Linked DNA regions of Homo sapiens: region 1 is linked to region 2. A link is a loop called in an ENCODE intact Hi-C map of the cell type or tissue named here. Cell type or tissue: MCF 10A. All regions are shown on one strand. Each heading gives the region's core, and the rest is flanking DNA. Links, peaks and the distances in the headings are about the cores only.

Region 1 (5,389 bases), core at 129-5,128, 260 kb before region 2:
ATTATGGTTCTGAGTAAACTGTAAGGCTCTCTCTCTCTCTCTCTTTTTTTTTTGTCTAACTGCACTGAACTCCCAAATCCCATCATTCCACAGGAATCGGATTGATGTCATCTAAACCTCAGCATATGTTTTTTGTTAATGATGGAAAGTTTCTCTCACCATCACCAAGGGAGTTTGCTGAGACCTAAGGGTGTAAGCTAAACTCTCTTTATCATTTAAAAAACAAAACAAAACAGAATTACCAATGTCATTGGGGGAAACTATCTGGAAATATGAAAAATATAGAAAACATTAATACAAAGGGAATTCATACAGTCTATCTCAAATGCCCCCACGCTATGATATAATTTATTTTTATCAAGCTATGAAAAGAATCATATGATGTTTAATGGCAGCACCTTGATTGCATACGGATATGCTGAACATGTGTCAATTATTTTTTTTAGATGCTAAATTGACAGAATTTGAAAGCTCCAGATGTGAAAAGTTAAAGAAAAAAGTTGATCCCCTTGAGTTTTGTTGGAATTCTCTCGTGTTTATTCATGTTTCTTACATTAGTAAGAGTACTTATTTGCTCGTTTGGGAGAAGCTAGTTATGTCAAGGGTTTCTTGTTACCGATGTTTAAATAGCTGTAAAACATTCTTTCTCTACTTGGAGAGCTGAGATTTGCTTTTTTTTCCCCTTATACATTAGTACTTTGGAACCACTTGAATATGAGCTTGTTCAGGAGTCTTTTGCCTCTTGAGTGGGGTCTACTTCAAGCTGGTATGGCTGTCCTCCTGCAAAAGACTCCAAAGGCTCCTCAAGCACAGCCCATGGGTCAGGACCTGGGCTGGCAAGAAAGCCAACAATTCACATGCAGTAAAGGCTCATTCTGTCTTCCAGGAGGGGGAAGAACAGAACAAACATGGAAGAGAGGATAATTGACGAGAATTTGGCTACAGTAAAAGATAATTTAATTTTCTCTTGGTCAGGCAGCATGGGTGGAGGAGATGCTGGTGGGGTGGGGGTTGGCCCCATTCGGTCCTTCTGACCTCCCAAGGACCTGGCTGAGATATTTGTAAGCTCTAAGGGGAAGATTCCCAAGATCTCTTTCAGTTTTAACACCACTTCTTTATTTTCCAGCAGAGAAACAGCATTACACTGCTGACCACAATGTAACCACACTCCCAGTCTTTCCCAGGGATACTTGGGACAGACATCAATTTAAAAATTCATCGTTCCTGGCAACAAGAGACACCAGGGATTACTAGAGCAGGGAGGGAGGGATAGCAGCAAGGGTTGAAAAAGTACTTAGTGGGTGCTAATGCTCACTACGTGGGTGACAGCATCAGTTATACCCCAGACCTCAGCATCACTCAATGTACCCAGGAAAAAAACCTGCACAAATATCCCCTGAATCTGAAATAAAAGTTGAAATTGTTTTTGAAAAATGCATCCTTCCAAAATGGCGACATCCCATTCCCAGCCATAGTCTGAATAATGTTCCCCAAACAGATCAGCTGTTCCTCTCTACACCCTGTGAATGGAACCTTATTTGGAAAAAAGAATTTTTGCAGATGTGTGTAAGGTACAAATCTTGAGATGGGCAGATAATCCTGCCTGTAGGGGGAAACAACTAGATGATTAATAAATGAGTTGTGGCTTTGTGCACTGAATCTAGAGATCTGACACATTTGCAAAATTATTTTTGGGGGACTGACCTCACTCATCTGGGCCGGCCTTGGCAGAGGCTGTGGGGGAGATGCTGGTTCCACTCAACTAGATATGCCAGATGGAAAAAAAGTAAAAGTACTTTCAACAAACCGAGCAGTGGTGACTCCTAAATTGCCAGACATGGATCCTAATGTGAAGAAGACACAAGGAGACCTGACACACCCACAGAGGAGAAGATGGTGCGAGATGGAGCACAGAGAGAATTCAGAGAGGCTGGCCTTGAGGATCGGAGTGATGACGATGGAGCCGCCAGAAGCTGGAGGAGGTAAGGAAGGATCCTCCCCACAGGCTTTCCAAGGGAGCACAACCATGGAGATAACCTTGACTTCAGCTTGGTAGTATTGATTCAGGACTTCCAACTTCCAGAACCGTGAGAGTATGTACTAGGTTGGTGCGAAAGTAATGGCAGGTTCAATATGTGTGTTGTTGGAAGCCCCTACATTGGTGGCAATTTGTTACCGCAGCCCTAAGGAATAAATGCATTCCCCTAACAAATGAGTGTCAAAGGAAAGGATATTAGAAAAAACCAGGTCTGGGAGTGGTGGCTCATGCCTGTAAACCCAGCACTTTGGGAAGCCAAGGCAGGAGGATAGCTTGAGCCCAGGAGTTTGAGACCAGCCTAGGCAACATAGTAAGACCCCGTCTCTACAAAAATTTAAAAAATAAAATAGCCGGGTGTGCTGCTGCACACCTGCAGTTCCATCTACTCGGGAGGCTGAGGTGGGAGGATCACTTGAGTCCACGAGGTCGAGGCTACAATGAGCTGGGATTATATCACTGCATTCTAGCCTGGACAACAGAGCGAGACTCTGTCTCAAAAACAAAAAACCAAAACCCAGATGTTCCACTATATTCAAGATACTCAGTATCCTGAATACTCATCCCTCATCCTTTTTCTGTTTGTGGAATTGGGCAAGAGCTTTCTTTGTCAGAGCTCACCCTTGCTTGTAAATGCATTTACTCAAGTGAAAAGCAGAGAATGGTGGCCGGGTGTGGTGACTCATGCCTGTAATCACAGCATTTTGGGAGGCCGATGCATGTAGATTGCTTGAGCTTAGGGGTTCGAGATCAGCCTGGGCAACGTAACAAAACCCTGTCTCTACAAAAAATGCAAATCAATTAGCCAGGCATATGATGGTTTGCGCCTGTAGTCTCAGCTGGTCCGGAGGCTGAGGCGGGAGGATGGCTTGACCCTAGGAGGTCAAAGCTGCAGTGAGCTGAGATCGTGCCACTGCACTCCTGAGCGACAGAGTAACACTCTCTCTCTCTCTCTCTCTCACACACACACACACACACAGCAGAGAATGAAGACCTGCAGCAGAAGTTGGAGTGCAATCCTCTTCTAACTCACGCTGAGGGTGGAGTGATACAATTACCGAACACCCGCCCCCCTGTCTGATTCCTGAATCATTATCTCCCAGGCAAGCCCTGTCCTTCCAGAACCCCGCCTTTGCCAGGGCTGTGCCTCAGAACGGGAAGGCTCTGACCAATGACAGAGTGAAGTGAGTCACCAGCGGACACTGGAAACAAATGCTCATTCTTTATGTCTGGGTCACCGCTTCTCGGTTTGTTGAAAGTACTTTTATTTTTTTCCATGTGGCATATCTATGTGAGCAGAACCAGCATCTAACCACAGCCTCTGCCAAGGCCGGCACAGATGAGTGAGGTCAGCTTCAAAAATAATTTTCCAAAAGTGTCGGATCTCCAGATTCAGCGCACAAAGCTAAAACTCATTGATTTATAACATAGTTGTTTCCCCCATAAGCAAACAAAGAGAACAAAATCATTAGTTCGAGGCAAATGAGAGCCCCAAAGAGTGCCTATTTCCAGGGAACGCAGTGGAGAAGTTTCCTCTCTCACAGAGGCTGGGGGTTTCTCTCAACTGCATCATTACTCTCGAGAAATTATTTGGAATTGGAGGGTTGTGAGTTCTTTTTAACTCAGGATTCTGGTGAATTGAGAATTTTAAAAGGATTAGGTTATTTAGAATTTGGCTTATGACACTTAAATACACAAAGTACAATTGTAATTCAGTACAAATTGCTAACATCTAACTATTCCTCTACACGCAAACCTCAACTGTGTGGATGTAAGTATGAATTCATATCATATGTAATAGCTATTAGATTTATTAGTTTAGCTATCATTGTCTATCTCGTATCTATCTCTATCTCTTCCATTTTTATCCATCTATCTACTCATCCATCTATCAAGCTTTCTATGTAACTACTTCCCTACCTATTCAACTCTCATGTCTCTCTGTATCCATCTATGTATCTATTTATTATCTATCCATTTATCTCATCTTATCCATTTATCTGTTATCTTATGTGTCTATCATCTGTCTCATCTATCATCTCTCTATTCATCTACATCCATCTATCATCTATCATCATCTATGTCTTCTACCTTTATCAATCCATCGCTTATCTATCTACTCATCCATCATCTACCTACTTTCCTACCTATCAAAATCTCATCTCTATCATCTACCTACCTATCCATCTATTATCTATCTATCTATCGGCTATCAATTATCTATCTAATCTATCTATCCATCATCTATCTCTCTATCTATTCATTCATCCATTGAGCATATTAGCTAAGAAAGTTCAAATATTCTGCTCTTATCATTTTTCATATGAAAACCACATGAGAGTTTCTTCAGGAAGAAGCTATAGCTATAAGAGATGGAGCAGAGACATAGCATCTTCTGTTTCTTTCATTACAGATGTGCTATTTCCAAATCATGGTTACATTATACCCAGCTCGAGTCACTATTGCACATATTTACTTTTATATTTAATTGTGTTCAAATTTGTTATTGTTCTATACACTATCTCACAGTAACTCAGAATGATCATTATAGGTGTCCATTGCATTGGATACTTAATTCTACTCAACCTTATAATGGTTGTGTAGAATGCCTGCAACACACCTTTTAAGCAGATTCTTGGGATTTGTTTAATTGTTCTTTCAGATGAAGGACAGAAGACAAATTTCACCTGCATGAGCTTCCCAATCACAGGAATTTTGAGTGAGTGGGAATTTACAGTAGAGTCACCTTCTTGTTAAACCCATTGCAATGAGTCTTTTCATACTTGCCTCTGTGAGATTCACCAGTTTTTTGTCATGGCTAAATTTGGCTCTTTATTGAGCTGGTGATGTGGTCATCCAATACGATCTGACACGTACTAAACTGTTCCGGCTCCTTTTAGGAGTTGAGGCCGAAATTAATTGATGTCACCATGGGAAATAGCCCAGGGGTCAGAATCCCTGTTTCCACAGCAGGTAAGAGAGAGGAGGTGAATAATTCTGTACCTTCTCCAACACTCAGAGTATTACAACAACAAACACACCCCAAGAGTATATTAATGTATAGTAGACTCTTGAACAATGTGGGAGTTAGGGGTTCCAACCCACCATGCAGTCAAAAATCCACCTGTAGGCTGAGCATGGTGGCTCACGCCTGTAATCCCAGCACTTTGGGAGGCTGAGGTGGGTGGATCACCTGAGGTCAGAAGTTCAAGACCAGCCTGGCCAACATAGTGAAACCCTGTCTCTACTAAAAATACAAAAATTAGCCAAGCGTGGTGGCGTGTGCCTGTAATCCCAGCTACTCGGGAGGCTGAGGCAGAAGAATCACTTGGACCCGGGAGGCGGAGTTTGCAG
Region 2 (5,389 bases), core at 245-5,244:
CTAAATGATTTCAAGTCCCTCCTGCTGGTTCAATGAGAAGCGAAGAAAATAACCACGTGCCTATATCAAAGTAGAGGAGATGCAGACTGTAGCTGATCGATATCACAGGCCATGCCAAGGAGAAGGCCACACCTCGATCTCATTTACCCATTTACCTGTCACCATGGATGTTCTGTTAAAGAGACGTTAGCAGAAATCCATTCTTTTTTTTTTTTTTTTTTTTTTTTGAGATGGAGTCTTGTTCTGTTGCCCAGGCTGGAGTGCAGTGGCGCGATCTTGGCTCACTGCAAGCTCTGCCTCCCGGGTTCATGCCATTCTCCTGCCTCAGCCTCCCGAGTAGCTGGGACTACAGGTGCCTGCCACCATGCCTGGCTAATTTTTTGTCTTTTTAGTAGAGATAAGGTTTCACCGTGTTAGCCAGGATGGTCTTGATCTCCTGACCTCGTGATCCACCCGCCTCAGCCTCCCAAAGTGCTGGGATTACAGGCATGAGCCACCGTGCCTGGCCAGAAATCCATTCTTAAAAACCATGGTCATTTCTTTTTACCTAGCAGTTTAAGTCGAAGGAACACGCTTTCTCAAAGGGAAGGCTTTAAGATATGTGATCCCAGGCAAGCAAGTCTTGGATATATTACTAACAATTGCATCGGCCAATGTGGGTGGAGCCCTCTGAATGTAGATGGGAGTCTTGGGAGTTTGAGGTCTACGTATTTGTATTTAATCTGCACCATCAGTATTGGTAACTGTCCATTGTTATCTCTGTTTTTCAGCCTAAGTGTCTGGTACTAGCCACTGGTCACCCAGTTAGAAAATGTGCCTGCAGGATTCAAACCCAATTAGCTTTCCACAAGTGCCAAAAAACTCTTGCCAGCTTCCTGGTCTCTGCACAGGTAAAAAACAGCCATTTCTTGGTGTCTTCACAGGATGCATTATTACACTCTTCTTCCTCATGTATTAGATGATTTCACACATGTGCAACCTGGAGTTAAGTATTTTTGAGCCCATCTTATGTATTTCTGTCTTTATCACATTACATTTAAATCAATCCAATACATATGTATTGACTTAAAACACATCATTGTGCATGTCAAGGCTATAGACATATAGACAACACTGTTACTGCCTGCGCGGACTAAACTTTGTGGAGGGAAATGAAGCTACTGTAGACAAAGATACACAGGTAATGGAAACAAAGGGAGTTTGGGAAGTTGTCTTCTTTCATTGGGGCTGCTATAACAAAGCACCATAGACTCGAGGCTTCTCAACAGCAGGCATTTATGTCTCACAGTTCTGGGAGCTGGAAGTCCAAGGTCAAAGCGTGTCAGATGCAATAATCTGGTGATAACCTGCTTCCTGATTCATAGACGGTGCTTTCTTGCTGTGTCCTCACACGGTGGAAGGGGCAAGGGAGCTCTCTGGGGTCCCTTTTATAAGGGCACTGATCCCATTCATGAGGCTACACCTTCACGACCTCATTATCTCTCAAAGGCTCCACCTCCCAACACCATCACCTTGGGTGTTAAGATTTTCACACAGAAATTTTGGAGGAACACAAACATTCACACCATAGCAGAAGAACAATATAAAAAATTAGTGAGGCTGGGTGCAGTGGCTCACACCTGTAATCCCAGCACTTTGGGAGGCTGAAGTGGGCAGATCGCTTGAGGTCAGGAGTTCAAGACCAGCCTCATTAACATGGTGAAACCCCGTCTCTACTAAAAATACAAAACTTGGTCGGGCATGGTGGCACGTGCCTGTTGTCCCAGCTACTCAGGAGGCTGAGCAGGAGAATCACTTGAGCCCAGGAGGCAGAGGTTACAATGAGCCAAGATCCAGCCACTACACTCCAGCCTGAGCAACAAAGCGAGACACCAAAAAAAAAAAAAAAAGGCTGGGCACAGTGGCTCACACCTGTAATCCCAGCACTTTGGGAGGCCGAGGCGGTTGGATCACGAGGTCACGAGATTATTGAGACCATCCTGGCCAACATGGTGAAACCCCATCTATACTAAAAATACAAAAATTAGCCGGGCGTGGTGTCACGCACCTCTAGTCCCAGCTACTCAGGAGGCTGAGGCAGGAAAACCGCTTGAATCCGGGAGGTGGAGATTGCAGTCAGCTGAGATTGTACCACTGCACTCCAGCCTAGGCGACAGAGTGAGATTCCGTCTCAAAAAGAAAAAAAAAAGTGAATAAATCATATAGAAAGAAAAAGGAGAGGAGGTGTTAATTCAGTTGAAGGAACTTGGTGAGGTTTCAGGAACAAAATGACTTTTGAGCTGGGACTTCCAATGTGTGGGCGTTCAGCATATAGAGATGGGGCCAGGGAGGAAAATGAGAGTGAGGTCAGAGAGGATGGGAGGAGATAAGGAAAGCAAAAAGATAGAACCAAAAGGGAAAGCAGAACTGAGTCTAGGGGAGAAGGGAACTTGGAAAAGCAGAGGCCATTGACCTCTCTATAACTTTGTTAATAAATCTTTGTGTTTGTCTGGCCTGGGATCAAGTTCCAGAGCAACCACTTTCAAGCTTGGGCAACTTTCTCAATTCGTCTTAAGTCTCATCTTTTATTTATTTTTGTTGTTTGTTTTTACAGTTGTTTGCACAAAAGTAGCAACTATTCAGAGAAGTGTGCATGGAGTAAACTCAAAAAAAACCATGCTTTAAAAAAAAAATGCTTAGTCCAATGGCTATCATCCAAAATGCTCATTAGAAAATAACCAAATACAACAAAAATTTGAAGGCATGGAGTTGACTAATGGTCTGGAGAGTTAGCCATGTGTAATTATAAAAGTTTACAGACCTGAGATTTATGAATATTCTGTTTGTTTTCTAAGTATAGTTGATTTTCCTTATTTATAAATTTTGTCTTTCTGAACTTGCCTGCTCACTAAAACTTTGTAATCTCGAAATCAATACAGCACTTTTGCAGTCATTTGCAGACACACACACAAAGCTGGAAAAAATATAAATTGCTCAAAGTGCACATTCCCAGCTACAGTGGAACAAGGCCATGCCCTACCTTCTTGTTTCAGCTCTTATACTTTAAACAAGTAGAATTATTGTGGTCCATTGAGTACCATGTGTTTTGCGTGTTTGTGCTTTTTGTTGGTGATTTTGCTGTTTAAAATGGCCTGAAGAACAGAGCTGAAGTGCTGTCTGGGGTCCCTAGTACAAAAGGACTGCAATGTGCCTCACAGAGAAAATCTCTGTGTTAGAGAAGCATTACTCAGGCATGAGTCATGGTGCTGCTGGACATGAGTTCAGTGTGAATGAGTCAAAAATATCTACTCAGAAAGTTTTTCTTAAACAGAAACATGCATAAAACAAGATTATGTATTGACTGGTTGATGAAAATGTTGTGACCAGACATCATAGAATCCTAATCTTGTATTTCCCCTGGGAGCAATAGTTTACAACTTGCTAATTCAGTGTTTATGGTGACTTTATAGAACACAACTATCACAAATACAGAGAATTGAATGTAATTTCAATCTTTATTTCTACTGAAAGATTACCTCAATCAACCCAGGAGCCCGTTGGGTTTTCTCATTGCTTCATTGCTGATGACTGTTCCAATGCTGGGCTAATAACAGGCATTTGATTAACATTAGATTTATACATCAGGTGAGTAAGGAGGAGACTGGCTTCATTAATACCACATAGTCACCATGCAAAAGGTGTCACATTTATTAGGGAAGTGTGACGCTGCCATGGAGAAATAAAATGAATAAAATTCCTGTAGTAAATCATGGCTAAACATAATGTAAAAACAGTCATTGTGGAACAGAAATTATAATTAGTTCTCCAACATCCAGCTCAATGACACTCTAGGAAGGCAATCACATTACTAAAATTGATTTTGACCAATTGTCTGTTCCAGTCATTAAAATGAATGACAACCACAAAACCTAAAATATGCATACACCTCTTGTGTTATTTTTCTGTGGCTGTTGTAACAAATTACTATAATCTGGGTGGATTGTGGAATAATCCCAAATGCCATCAATCAACAGGTTGGTAAAGGAACTATGATATATATGTACACACACACACACACACACACACACACACACACACACCATGGAATACTACTCAGCCATAAAAATGAATAAATTAATGGCATTTGCAGCAACCTAGGTGGGAATGGAGACTATTATTCTAAATGAAGTCACTCAGGAGTGGAAAACTGAACATCATATGTTCTCATTCATAAGTAGGAGCTAAGCTATGAAGATGCAAAGGCATAAGAATGATACAATGGACATTGGGAACTTGTTGGAAAGGGCAGGATGGGGGTGAGGGATAAAAGATTACAAATTGGATTCAGTGGATTGCTCTGGTGATGGGTGAACCAAAATCTCACAAATCACCACTAAAGAATTTATGTAACCAGATACCACCTGTTCCCCCAAAACCTATGGAAATGAAAAAAAAAAAAAAATTTTAAGATAGCAAGAATTTGTTCTCTCAAACTTCTGGAAGCCAGAAGCCCAAAATGAAGGTGTGAGCAGCAACACACCTTCTCTGGAAACTCAAAGAGTGAATCCATTCTTTGCTTCTGGCTTCTGGTGCCTTTTGATGTTCTGTCTTGTGGCCACATCACTCCAACATCTACCTCCATGCTCACATCACCTCCTCTTCTTCTGTCTCTCTTGCCCTTCGTGCATATTTTATTTAAGCCACCCAGTTTATGGCATTTGGTTATAGCATTAGAGGTAGGTTTGCCCAAATAATCCAGGATGACATCCTCATCTCAAGACTTTTAGCTTAATTACATCTACAAAGACCCTAATGCTATAGAAGGTCACATTCATGGTGTCTTAGTTCAGGATCCTATAATAAAATGCCTTAAGCTGGGTGGCTTGAGCAACAAATGTTACTTCCCAAAGTTCTGGAGCCTGGGAAGATGAAGATGCTGGCAGATCTGGTGTCTACTGAGGGCCTCCTTCCTCCTTCCTGGTCTGCAGATGGTGCCATGTCTCTGTACCTTCACATGGAGGAGAGAGGGAGCTCTGAGTCTCTTTCTCTTCTTATAAAGACACTAATCCCATCAAGCAGGCACCACCCTCATTATCTCATCTAAACCTACATACCTCCCACAGGCCCCACCTACTAAGACCATCCCATTGGGGATTAGGGCTTCCACATATGGATTTGGGGAGGATGTGCTGTATTAGTTCATTCTTAAGCTGCTAATAAAGACACTCCTGATACTAGGTCATTTATAAAGTAAAAAGGTTAATTGACTCACAGTTCCACATGGCTGGTGAGGCTCACAATCATGACAGAAGGCAAGGAGGAGCAAAGCCATGTCTTTTTCTTACATGGCGGCAGGCAAGAGGGCTTGTGCAGGGGAGCTCCCATTTATAAAGCCATCAGATCTCTTAGG

Evidence for each region. Hi-C counts contacts between places; a loop is a spot of excess contacts. Peaks named below come from ENCODE experiments on the same cell type or tissue, not always from the same donor. Only the 100,000 strongest peaks of a DNase experiment are listed, where the experiment ranks them.
Region 1: a loop joins it to region 2, with 2.1 times the contacts of the local background. A loop is called at or near these places in 1 of 110 quality-filtered maps.

The regions. Positions count from the first base shown.
Region 1 is chrX:3,516,910-3,522,298 of GRCh38, reverse strand. No RefSeq gene overlaps it. Among named protein-coding and RNA genes, the nearest start is that of SNORA48B, 13 kb to the left of the region's middle. In MCF 10A, for the core only: no CTCF peak of the experiment used is centred there; a DNase peak (open chromatin) is centred at 3,198.
Region 2 is chrX:3,260,921-3,266,309 of GRCh38, reverse strand. No RefSeq gene overlaps it. Among named protein-coding and RNA genes, the nearest start is that of LINC01546, 8.2 kb to the left of the region's middle. In MCF 10A, for the core only: no CTCF peak of the experiment used is centred there; a DNase peak (open chromatin) is centred at 3,229.